Linked DNA regions of Homo sapiens: region 2 is linked to region 1. Evidence: read pairs that join two places in POLR2A ChIA-PET (ENCODE). Cell type or tissue: PC-9. All regions are shown on one strand. Links, peaks and the distances in the headings refer to the core of each region. The heading gives the core; the rest is flanking DNA. Region 1 has its middle 100 kb from the start of NSUN3. Region 2 has its middle 260 kb from the start of NSUN3.

What was found. Peaks named below come from ENCODE experiments on the same cell type or tissue, not always from the same donor. Only the 100,000 strongest peaks of a DNase experiment are listed, where the experiment ranks them.
Region 2: POLR2A ChIA-PET joins it to region 1 with 6 read pairs; 2 of 35 experiments call an interaction of 5 or more read pairs at or near these places.

The regions. Positions count from the first base shown.
Region 1 is chr3:94,160,069-94,165,456 of GRCh38, reverse strand. No RefSeq gene overlaps it. Among named protein-coding and RNA genes, the nearest start is that of NSUN3, 100 kb to the right of the region's middle. In PC-9, for the core only: no CTCF peak of the experiment used is centred there; a DNase peak (open chromatin) is centred at 2,596.
Region 2 is chr3:94,315,972-94,321,359 of GRCh38, reverse strand. No RefSeq gene overlaps it. Among named protein-coding and RNA genes, the nearest start is that of NSUN3, 260 kb to the right of the region's middle. In PC-9, for the core only: no CTCF peak of the experiment used is centred there; no DNase peak of the experiment used is centred there.

The DNA.
Region 1 (5,388 bases), core at 315-5,314:
GAGATAAGCTTAGAGGGAATCGTCTTATGTTAGAGGAGGAGAGAAAAGAGTCAAGTCCAGGATGATGCCATGGTTTCTGGCATACATGTCTTCATGTCACTACCTATGGATAGGAAGATAAGAAAGAGCAGGAAAAGGGGAAAGAAAATGAGTTCAGTTTGGAACATATTGAATGTAAGGTGTGTGCAAAATACCCAAGCTAAATGGTCTGGCAGATAGAGGTCATATGCGACTGAGGTTCTGGAGTTTCTCCTGATCACCATCTGCTTTCTGCTCTGGTAGCATGTGGCAACACCTCTTGGCTGGCCGCCTGCCCCAGGAAGAACTAACCCAGCAAATGCAGGCAGAAGCATATTCCCTTTGCACTTGGGATATGTTATCTCGTGGGAAGTTTCTTCCATCTTGGGCAGAAAGCTCAGCTCTAGATAGGGACCAAGAGAATCCAACAGGTCTGTGTTGCAGATATAAAAACTGTGGTACCTCACAGAAGCACCACTCAGCCAGGTATTTTTCTGTCTCCCTCTTCTTACTGATCATGTGGGACAATCTCAGGTATCAAGTCACTGATGCAGCTGATGATACCCCCATGCCCTCAATCCAAGAACATCTTTCAGCCTCTGCCATTTTTCTGTCTCCCTTCTCATAGCAGAGCCCCTTCCAGTGAATCTGAATTACTCAAAACCACATTCGTATTCAATGTGCATCTCCCCAAAACCCATCTTTCTTTCCCTTTGCTTCATGCCAGACACTTCCCCTTCCCACCTTTATGGCACTCACTGCGCCAGATCAGTCTGCTGGTTTGGTCTCTTGTTTCACATACAGCATAAAGGATTCTAGAAATAGGTTTTATTTAGAACAGGTTTTATTGTTCTCCTCCTGTCTTCCTGACTTTGCAGCCCACTTTCTATACTCAAAGATGTTTTATTTGTGGTAGTGTGACAGAGTGAACCTAGATTCTAATTCCAGTCCTGTCACTTAAATGGGCAAGCCATATAAACTGAGACAGTTTTTGTTTTTGTTTTTGTTTTTTGAGACGGAGTCTGGCACTCTCGCCCAGGCTGGAGTGCAGTGGCACGATCTCGGCTCACTGCAAGCTCCGCCTCCCGGGTTCATGCCATTCTCCTGCCTCAGCCTCCCGAATAGCTGGGACTACAGGCGCCCACCACCATGCCTGGCTAATTTTTTGTGTTTGTAGTAGAGACGGGGTTTCACCATGTTAGCCAGGAATGTCTCGATCTCCTGACCTCGTGATCCGCCCACCTCGGCCTCCCAAAGTGCTGGGTTTACAGGCGTGAGCCACCATGCCCGGCCCTAACTGAGACTTAGTTTCTTAATCTATAAAACAGAGATAAAAATATTTTCTTTTCAGGATTGTCGTGAAAAGTAAATAAGGAAGCATGCTAAAGTGCCTGGCCGGGGATAGGCAGCCAATAAATATTATTTCCCTTCTTGCCCACTCTTCCGAATTCTCTCTCTCATGTCTTTCCACTAGTTTATTTCGTTCTTGTTTTTCTGCTTTCCTATTTTCTAGACTTTTACTTCCCATATCCAGTTTTCTAGCTTCCTTTCCCTCCCCTTAGTAACTCCTCTTTGATTTCATAATCCTACTCAGAGATGGGATAGAACCATGGAGAGAAACGCAGATTGTAAAACGTGCACTTAATAATACCACGGTTTTCTTCTCATATCTCAAATTCTTTTTAAAAATAAAGTCTCTGGAGCAGGGCACATCTTTTCTTGATTTATTTCTATAGCGAAGTAGCCATTGAGTAGGTACTTCGTAAGCTGTTCTAAATCATTGCTGATGTGTATCTCAGTCAGTTAAATTAAGTGAGGCTTCCTTTTCTCAATTTTCTGTGTTGCTCCTCTTTTTCTCATACTATTGAAACAGAGGTCTTCTGCTTATTAGTACCTGTGTCTCTCACCCTGGTGTCCAAAGATGGCTTCTGTGTAACAAAAGGTTTCAGGTTCCTTTTTGCATTCATTAATATCAAGCCTGTGGCTGTGCAGCTCACCCCAGAAATTAAATTACGTGGATTCATAAGATCTCTGGTCTCATAAGTTGTTTGTTGTTTCTTTAACCATGCTTGAAATGAAAGGAGATATATTTTATGCCATTTAATTAAAGTGTTAAGGAAGTGGCAGTCTCCCCCACAGGCAAAACTCTTTCTGCAAACTCAGAGTACTGTGTTGCATCACCAGTTAAGACACTTTCAGCTTCAATTAACAGAAACTTGACTAAAAATGGCTTAAAACTTTTATTTCACATTATATAAAATCCAGAGGGAGCACTCATCTGTGGTTAATTCAGCAGGTCAGCCATGTCATTAAGGACCCAGGTGCTAATGTACCATCTCCAGCATGTCAGCAATCTATTCCTCATGGTTGCAAATGTTTTCACAGGGCTAGGCATCATTTGCAAACAGGACTGTGCTTAGCTAAAAACAGGAACTTCCCTCCTGTGTATTCCCTTGGATTAGTGAGGACACCTTTCCCAGGAGCACACTAGCAGAATTCCTCTAGCAGCCACTAATCAGGATTGGATCACATGACCATGGGAACCAATCGTTGGCAAGGAGGTGAGGCACCATGCTTGACTTAGACTTATTCTGACTCAGAACAATCATGACTCACCCCGCTAGGGCAAGACAGGAACTCATTAGTGAACACGTAGCTCTGTGGAGGCACCTGAACAAAACCTGGGCTGTATCAGTAAGATAAAAAGGAGAGAAATGGCTGTTGGGATGGCAACCAACAATGTCTTGCTAGAGTCCTAGCAAATATTGATAAATACAATGCCCTGCCTAGTGCTGGGACCAGCACCAAGATTATGGCAGCTGGGGCACAAAGCTTTACCTTCTCTTTGCTATGCATTTTTCCATAGTCAAATGCCTCTAAAGAGGGAATTTACTATACTATCATGTTCCTTCCTCATAACAGAAGAGATACATTTTAGAATTAAACCACTAGGTTATTTGGACACAATATCTGTGTAAGGTTTGGGATGCTTGAGGCAACTTTTCTGGGATCTCAGTGAGAGAATTTAAGTCATACTGAGAGATGCTGGGCAAAGTTTGGGAAGGAATTTTGTATTTAAGGAAACTGCCTTCAGAGCACAACGATATCTTCATAAACTTGGAGGCAATATCACTGGAAAGACATGGATCAGGAGAATAAAGAGAGTGATATTGTAAGCAGTTAGTCTTTGCTGCAGAACAAACCATCGCACAACATAAAGGCTTAAAACAACAGACATTTACTATTACTCTGGAGCTTGAGCAACAGTTGGGAGGTTCTACTGATTTGATGCAGGTTCAGCTGATGTCTATTGGGCTCACTCTTTGTGTGGCTTGGCCAGGAGCTGCATGGTTTAGGATGCTCTCACAGTAACAGGCTATATGCCCCCTATCACCCAGATGGCAAACCCTGACTTGCCCATGTAAGGTTTCCCAGGTTTCAAGAAGAACAGGGAAGCAAGAACCAAAATGCAAGGGTTTTTTAAGGCCCTGCTTGTGTCATGTTTGTTCATGTCCCACTGGCCAAAGCAAATCACATAGCCAATAAAGAATCAATGTGTATGAGCAGGGGTGGAAGGGGTGGGCACTAATAATGCAGAAAAAGAAGGTGTGTGTGTGCATGTGTGTGCATACATATTTATGGTCACTTTTGCCATGTAACACAGGAAGGGGGCTCTTGTTTGGGAGCAACTGCAAGGTACCTACAGAAGGATTCCAGAAACTGTTGGGAGGCTTACTATAGACGGGGATGAACCAAAGGGAAATTGTTATGGAAAGAAAAAATTGTGTCACTCAGAGTAGTTGTTTCCAAAAAGGAATAAAATAAAAGCTATCATAGTAGCAAATACTGGCAGTGTCCATCCAAATACTGCCTAGTGAAGAGGACAACCGGAAAATCTAAGCAGATCTTGTGTCTAGGTATCTCCACCTATGGAGATAAAGGAATTCATTTATTTGAAGCATGTAAGCAACCACCTTTGCTTACTTTCTTTCTTGTAAAGAACTCCCCATGCTCTAGCTTCATATGAATTTGATCTGCAGAATGAACCATGAAGTAAAGATAATATGAAGACGACTTGTGTTTGATATTTATATGTCTCATTGAGAATTAATACATTAGGATTCTGGTTTATATACTTCACTATTGTATGAGAATTTAACAATACCTGAGACTTTCTTTACAAAACAAATCACAAATATTGTCATATCACATTGTGACATAATATATTATTTACAAAATATTTATATTTATCACTATTTCCCTAGATCCTGTTACTTACAGGGTTAATAAAGAAGCATATATTACCATAGCACACATTGTTTATAACTTTATAACTGTATTTTAACTTCATAAACAATCACTGGCAAGTGCATTTTATGCCTTTAAAAAATTATCCTGAGAAGAGATGTTCAGACTTCATAAGACTATGAAGGGGAAAATGGCTTCAAAAAGGTTACAACTTTGAGTAACAATGAATCAGCCTCACCTAACAAAAGCAATGGTAAGCATTAATGGATTTGCAAGGTTAAGAAACAGATCCTAAACAAAGCAAAATCACCAAAGATATGCCGTTCTTTGTACTGTACTATCACATACATGCTCTACCATAGATAGTGAACTAGAAGTGCTGGTGATGATTATTAAAGTAAGGATGTTGGACTGGGAAATCTCTAAAGGCCATTTCAACCTAGCATTCTACAATTTTATAAATCTCCATCGTAACCTCAAGCCCTGGACATAGTTATCCCATAACTAAATGGAGAAATATATATTCAGCTTTCTAAAGCAAGATCTCAAACTACTACCCATAGGTCCACTGACTGTTTTTGTCCTGCTCATGAGCTAAGAATGTTTTTTCTACTTTTATTTATTTATTTTTTTTTGAGATGGAGTCTCACTGTCACCCAGGCTGGAGTGCAGCAGTGGCACGATCTCAGCTCACTGCAACTTCCACCTACCAGGTTCAAGTGATTCTTGTGCCTCAGCCCCCTGAGTAGCTGGGATTATAGATGTGTGCCAGCATGCTTGGCTACCTTTTGTATTTTTAGTAGAGATGGTTTTTCACCATGTTGGCGAGGCTGGTCTCGAACTCCTGACTTTAGGTGACCCACCCCCGCCTCGGCCTCCCAAAGTGCTGGGATTACAGGCATGAGCCATCACACCCGGCCTGTTTTCTACATTTTTAAGTAGTGGAAAAAGTCAGAAGACAAGGTTTTGTGACACATCAACATTACATGAAACTCAATATAAATGCCCATAAATTGCATTCTATTGCAGCATAGCCACACCCATTCAGTTACCTGTGACTATAGCTGCTTTACTGTCAGAACTGAGTAGAGGCAACAGAGACCATGCATCATGCAAAGCCTA
Region 2 (5,388 bases), core at 144-5,143, 160 kb before region 1:
AATTACCTTCACACTATTTGTATAAGGTTTATATAAAACATAAATAAATTTTGTGTTTTGACTTGGGTCCCATCCACAAGATATCTCATTACGTACATAAAAATATTCCAAAATCTGAAAAAAACTCAAAATCTGAAACACTTCTGGTCCCAAGCATTTCAGATAAGGAATATTCAATCTTTCTGTGTATGTGTGTGTATGAAAAGATTGAGTATCCCTTTATATATATGAATATTGCAAAGTGTATACACACACACATATATACACTATATACATATATCTACTTTGCAATTTACATATATACACGGAGACTACTCACTCTTGTGTGTGTGGGCATACGCTTTGTTTTTAAGAAACGTTTTAAAAGCTCAAAGGCAAAAACAAACAATCTTGAATTATTATCACTGAAAACACACAAGAAGAAAATCACCAAATTGTTTAAAATCAATAAAATTATTTTTTATTTTCAAGGCTTTTGACTCACAACCTTCAGTCAAATGAGAGTGAGTACTACAAGGATGTTGCGTATTGGAAGTGGGATTTTAATCTCTGCTCTTTAAATCTCCCATTCAGAGTATTAATGGTTAGCTAATATTGAAATCCACAGAGTACAAAGTTGGGATTTATCTGGTTAACAAGAATGAGCTAATGGGCATTCACACCATGATCTCCAGCCTACAGAGGGTACCTACCACAGAGCTGTTCAAGGACACTAATGACCCTTTACCAAGGCATTTTTAAACGCCTAATTAAGAGAGTTTCTCTCTCCTTCTGGAAAGGTATGGTTAGAGAAGTATCTGAACAGTTTGCAATATTACATGAATTCAACACGGCTATCTCCCTGGACCTTTTAACTCCTTCTACATTATGCCATGGAAGTTGCAGTATTTCTACCTTATTGATGGTAGGCCACCAATGACTCACCTATAATTAGACAACCTAATTGATTAAATAGTTTGTAGGTGCATAAGCCAGCACATTAAATTCTGTGATCTTTTTGGGCGTATCAATCATTTTATCCAACATTGTCCAATCAAGCAATGTTTTTCATCCTCCTTGGTCTAACACCCATAGAATCCAATCTTATACATTATCCTGATTCCTGCTAACACAAACTGGGGTGGTCCTACAAACCTTTGGGCATACAACCTGTATTTTTCCAGAGTAGACCTTGAATGTCTCCATCTGTGCCATGTTGAGATCCAACTTCCATTATAGACATGAGAGCCATGAAGGATAGTGAAGGTGGGTAACAAAGAGAATTGGCATTTCTTTGTGAGACAATTCACACCAATAGCAGTCATTAAGTTTCATCTTGAATGAATTCTTATTCACTCAGCTGAGGTTGGGAGGTAAGATTCTTCTATGCCCCGGAGATTAAGCTTTGAATTGATACTGTAACTCTGCAACCCTTACAGTCAGATCCTAGGCGTGGTTTTCAGCCATATCTGTCATGTGACTACAGGAAATGAGAGGCTTCCTCAAAGATGCCCTTGAACATTTCTGATTTCCTCTTTGTGTTCTGGATTGTGTTTTCATTATCTAAAACTTGTCCCTTTTACCATGTATGATCTCTAGAGCCTATGGAAATAGCCAGGTGATCCACAATCATTATAATCAATATTGTTACTATAGAACCAAATGCCACAGCACTGGATTTTCCAGTCCCTCACCTTCTAACTGCTCTTTAGCCTGTGCCACACAAGTGAAAATTTGAGGAATTATAAAAACTCTCTAAGTTATGGGTTACTAGTGTCCTATCCCTACTTCTAAGAAGACTATCTATGTGCTCCTCAAATGTGTGGAGCTATTCAATTCAAGAAACAATTTCTTAGGTCACTCCTACCACCAGATACTTTATTAGTCAATTTCCTTGCAGAAAAGAGATTGCACATGCAATCTGGCTAATTTGTGAAAAGTTTAATAAAAGACTACTTAAGGAGAAGTGGACATGAAGTGCAAAGAAAAAATAAATGAAGATTTGGTAACTCCAGAGCTAGCAACAGCTGGAAACTATTATTGTTCCTGGGCCTAAAGGAGAGTGAGCAGTTTGAGAATGTGAAGTTACTAGTTGTCCACCCAAAAGAAGCTAGGGCAACCAACTGTAGAAAGAGAATTGAGTGGGTAATGCCCTGAAATCGCTCTACTCCTAGATTTCTGGATCAGCAGACACAAATCAAAATTGTTCATCATACATAGTCTTAGTAGGGAAAACATTTCCACTGAGGCCTTGTAGCCAAAAATTACAAGTTTAGACGTTATTCTAAATGTCATGCAAAACCACTTAAAGTTTTTAAGCTGGGAAATAACATTGGATTCAATTGATGATTTAAACATAATTCTCTGGCTGTTCTGCAGAAAATAGATTGGAAAGAGTCAAGAGAGAAAATGAGATGAATTTGGAGGTTACTACAATGGTTCAGATAAGAGATGATGTTGGCTTGCATTAGAAAGGTGGCAGCAGAGATGGATATAAAAGGTATGGATTGACGTACATTTTGGAAGTAAATTAGGAGGACTTAGTGGCAAATACAATATGGAAAATGTGGTGAAAAAAATATGTCAAATATGAATCCCAGTTTTCTGAACTCACTAACAAGCTACCACGTGGTATAATTTACTGAGATTTGTTCAGTATTAGGTAGCTGAGAATTAAGTTTGAGAAAAATCCCTGAAGGGAGAAGGAAAAGAAAAAATGTAGTGCATAAAGAGTCACACAAGCTGCACTGTTTTCTAGGAACAGAACACATTTTCTTATAGTCTCTTTCAGTATTTTGGACTCTAACTACAAATAGAAAAGTCAGCTTTATGGCTGTCTTCTGTCACTGGTAAATGGGAGCTTTCAGCAATATCTGCTCACCTCTTTGAGATAAATGGGATTAGTAACTGAAGGCAATAAAGTTATTTGTGACAAATGAATTGAATATTGATTTTATTCTATTTTCTTCTGGTAACTTTTTAAGAAATATTCATAAGAAGTGAGGTTTCAAGTCTAATCAATTAAAAATAACAACAGAATCAATGTATTGTTAAGTAACCCATTCCCAATATTTCCAGCTTCTGCATTTATTTGGCTTTAGTTTATATATCCTCCATTAGTCAAAATTTTATTAACTCTTTCCAGAATTGTGCACTCCACAGACACTCTAAGGGATGAAACGGAATCTAGTTTCAGTGTCTGCTTTATCCTCGTCCCAAACTATCTGAATAACTTATTAGCTTTCCTAATAGGGAGCTAGTCATACCTGCAATGAGAGAATCTTGAAAGAATTCTTGGGGGAGCTTTTTTCCTTTTTCATGCTAATAAAAGTAATTCATCCTGTCAGACTGGGCAGCATGGCAAAACCCTGTCTCTACAAAAAATACAAAAATAAGCCAAGCATAGTAGAGTGTTCCTATAGTCCCAGCTACTCAGGAGGCTGAGATGGGAGGATTGCTTGAACCCAGGAGGTCAGTGAGCTGTGACTGCACCACTGCACTCCATCCTAGGTGACAGAGGAAAACCCTGTTTCAAAAAAAAAAATTACATATCTCAAAAAAAAATCACACTGGGATATCAGAGGAGATTGGTGACCCTCAAGCCTCACAATCCAGCTACTTCCTATAGGGATTCCTTCCAGAACCCACAAGTAGGTAATTTTGTAGGGACTTTTGCAGGGCCTTTAGCGGAGAATCTGGGTGATTGTAATGCAACCTGGGGTGGGTCTTAGTTCAGGTTTACAATGGTTTCTCTCAGTGATACCCAGAAACAATGTGTAGAGTCTATTGTAGGCAGCTACGATAAGTTGCTACTGCCTAGAACTTCTTGGCAAAAAATGTTCATAAATTGGTATGTCCAGAAAAATACAAAACATAATAACTTTTTTGCTTCCTTGGAGGTTAGAAGGATATAGGACAGTTTAATTCTCTCTATTTAAAGTTTCAGTACTGAATAGTCCATGATGCTTTGACAGCTAACCCCACCAGAAGCCACCATCTGAGAATGGAGCTAAGGGCTTGTCCTTTAGAGGTGATGGTCAGGATTTTCTCATGTGATCTGAAATACTGGCAACCACTGAATAGACCAGGAATGGATGCCAGCCCCTAGAGACTGACCAATAAAGGCACTCTTTGTGGGATTTTTACTACTACATCAAATCAGAGCCTCTTTCAGAGTTTGTGAGACACAAACAGTAATTCAGACAATAAAGTAGACAAGTCACTGAGTCAGCTGTTGTTGGTAACAGCATAGAGATAGACAGAATCACAATAGATACGACAGAAAGCAATTAGTACAAAGCAGGACAGTCTTCTAGAGCTGCCTTTGGGACATTATAACTATTATTGTGGGTTGAAAAAGAATCTATTTATCCAGAATACTAGTTCTAAAACTGTAGAGCCTGGTTCCTGTTCTTTCTTACTTTCCAGTACATCTTTCCTATGATTTATTACTCAAAGTTTTCCAAGCACATCTGGATTTCTGACACGTAACTCCTTGACATAAATCCTCATTTTGAGAATTATTTTTGAAAACTTACCAACAAACGATCGCTTTTAATGTAGTAAATGGGCGCATTACCTTTGAAATAGAATGTCTTTAATTCAAATTACGACTTTTCTATTAACATGTGTGACTTTCACGAAGTTATTTAACCTCTCTGATCTTCAGGTTTCTTATCTGTAAACTGGAGATGAAGCCAGTGTCATAGTTGTAAAGTTTAAACAAAATGTTGCATTTATAGTATTTAACAAAAGATTGTCCATTAATTGTCCATTGTAGAATATAATATTGTAGAAAATTATATTTTCTAAAGATGCATAGGCTATATATACCTTCTAAAAATGACTAGAAAATGTATACTATAAAGTTTCATACCACATTGTCTTCTTATAGTTCTTATAGTTGGTATTCCTCTATCAAACAGCTGATTCTACTTCCCCTTGAAACTGAGTAAATTTTCGTAACTGCTTCAACCCAATGAATGTAATAGTGACACTACTTGACTTCTGTCAAGATCATAAAGACTAAAATGGAAGGGGCTTAATATAAAATAAAATAATAAAGATCATAAAAGACAATATGGCTTCTGCCAGCTTTTTACTTTCTTAAAACTCTCACGCTTTGAACCCAGCCACCATGTTGTGGGAAAGCTTAGGACACTTGGAGAGCCCACGTGTAGGTGTTGGCTGTGATCTAAATGTTTATGTTCCTCAAAAATATTTGTGATGAAATCTAATCTTCAGTGTGTTGGTATTAAGAGGTGGGGCATTTGGGACATGCCTAGGTTATGAGGGCAGAACCCATAATACAAAATGGGATTTGTTCCCTTATACAAGATGCCTGAAGGAGCTTTTTTACCCCTTCTGCCATGTTAGGACACAGCAACAGGTGCTGTCTATAAGGTGCTG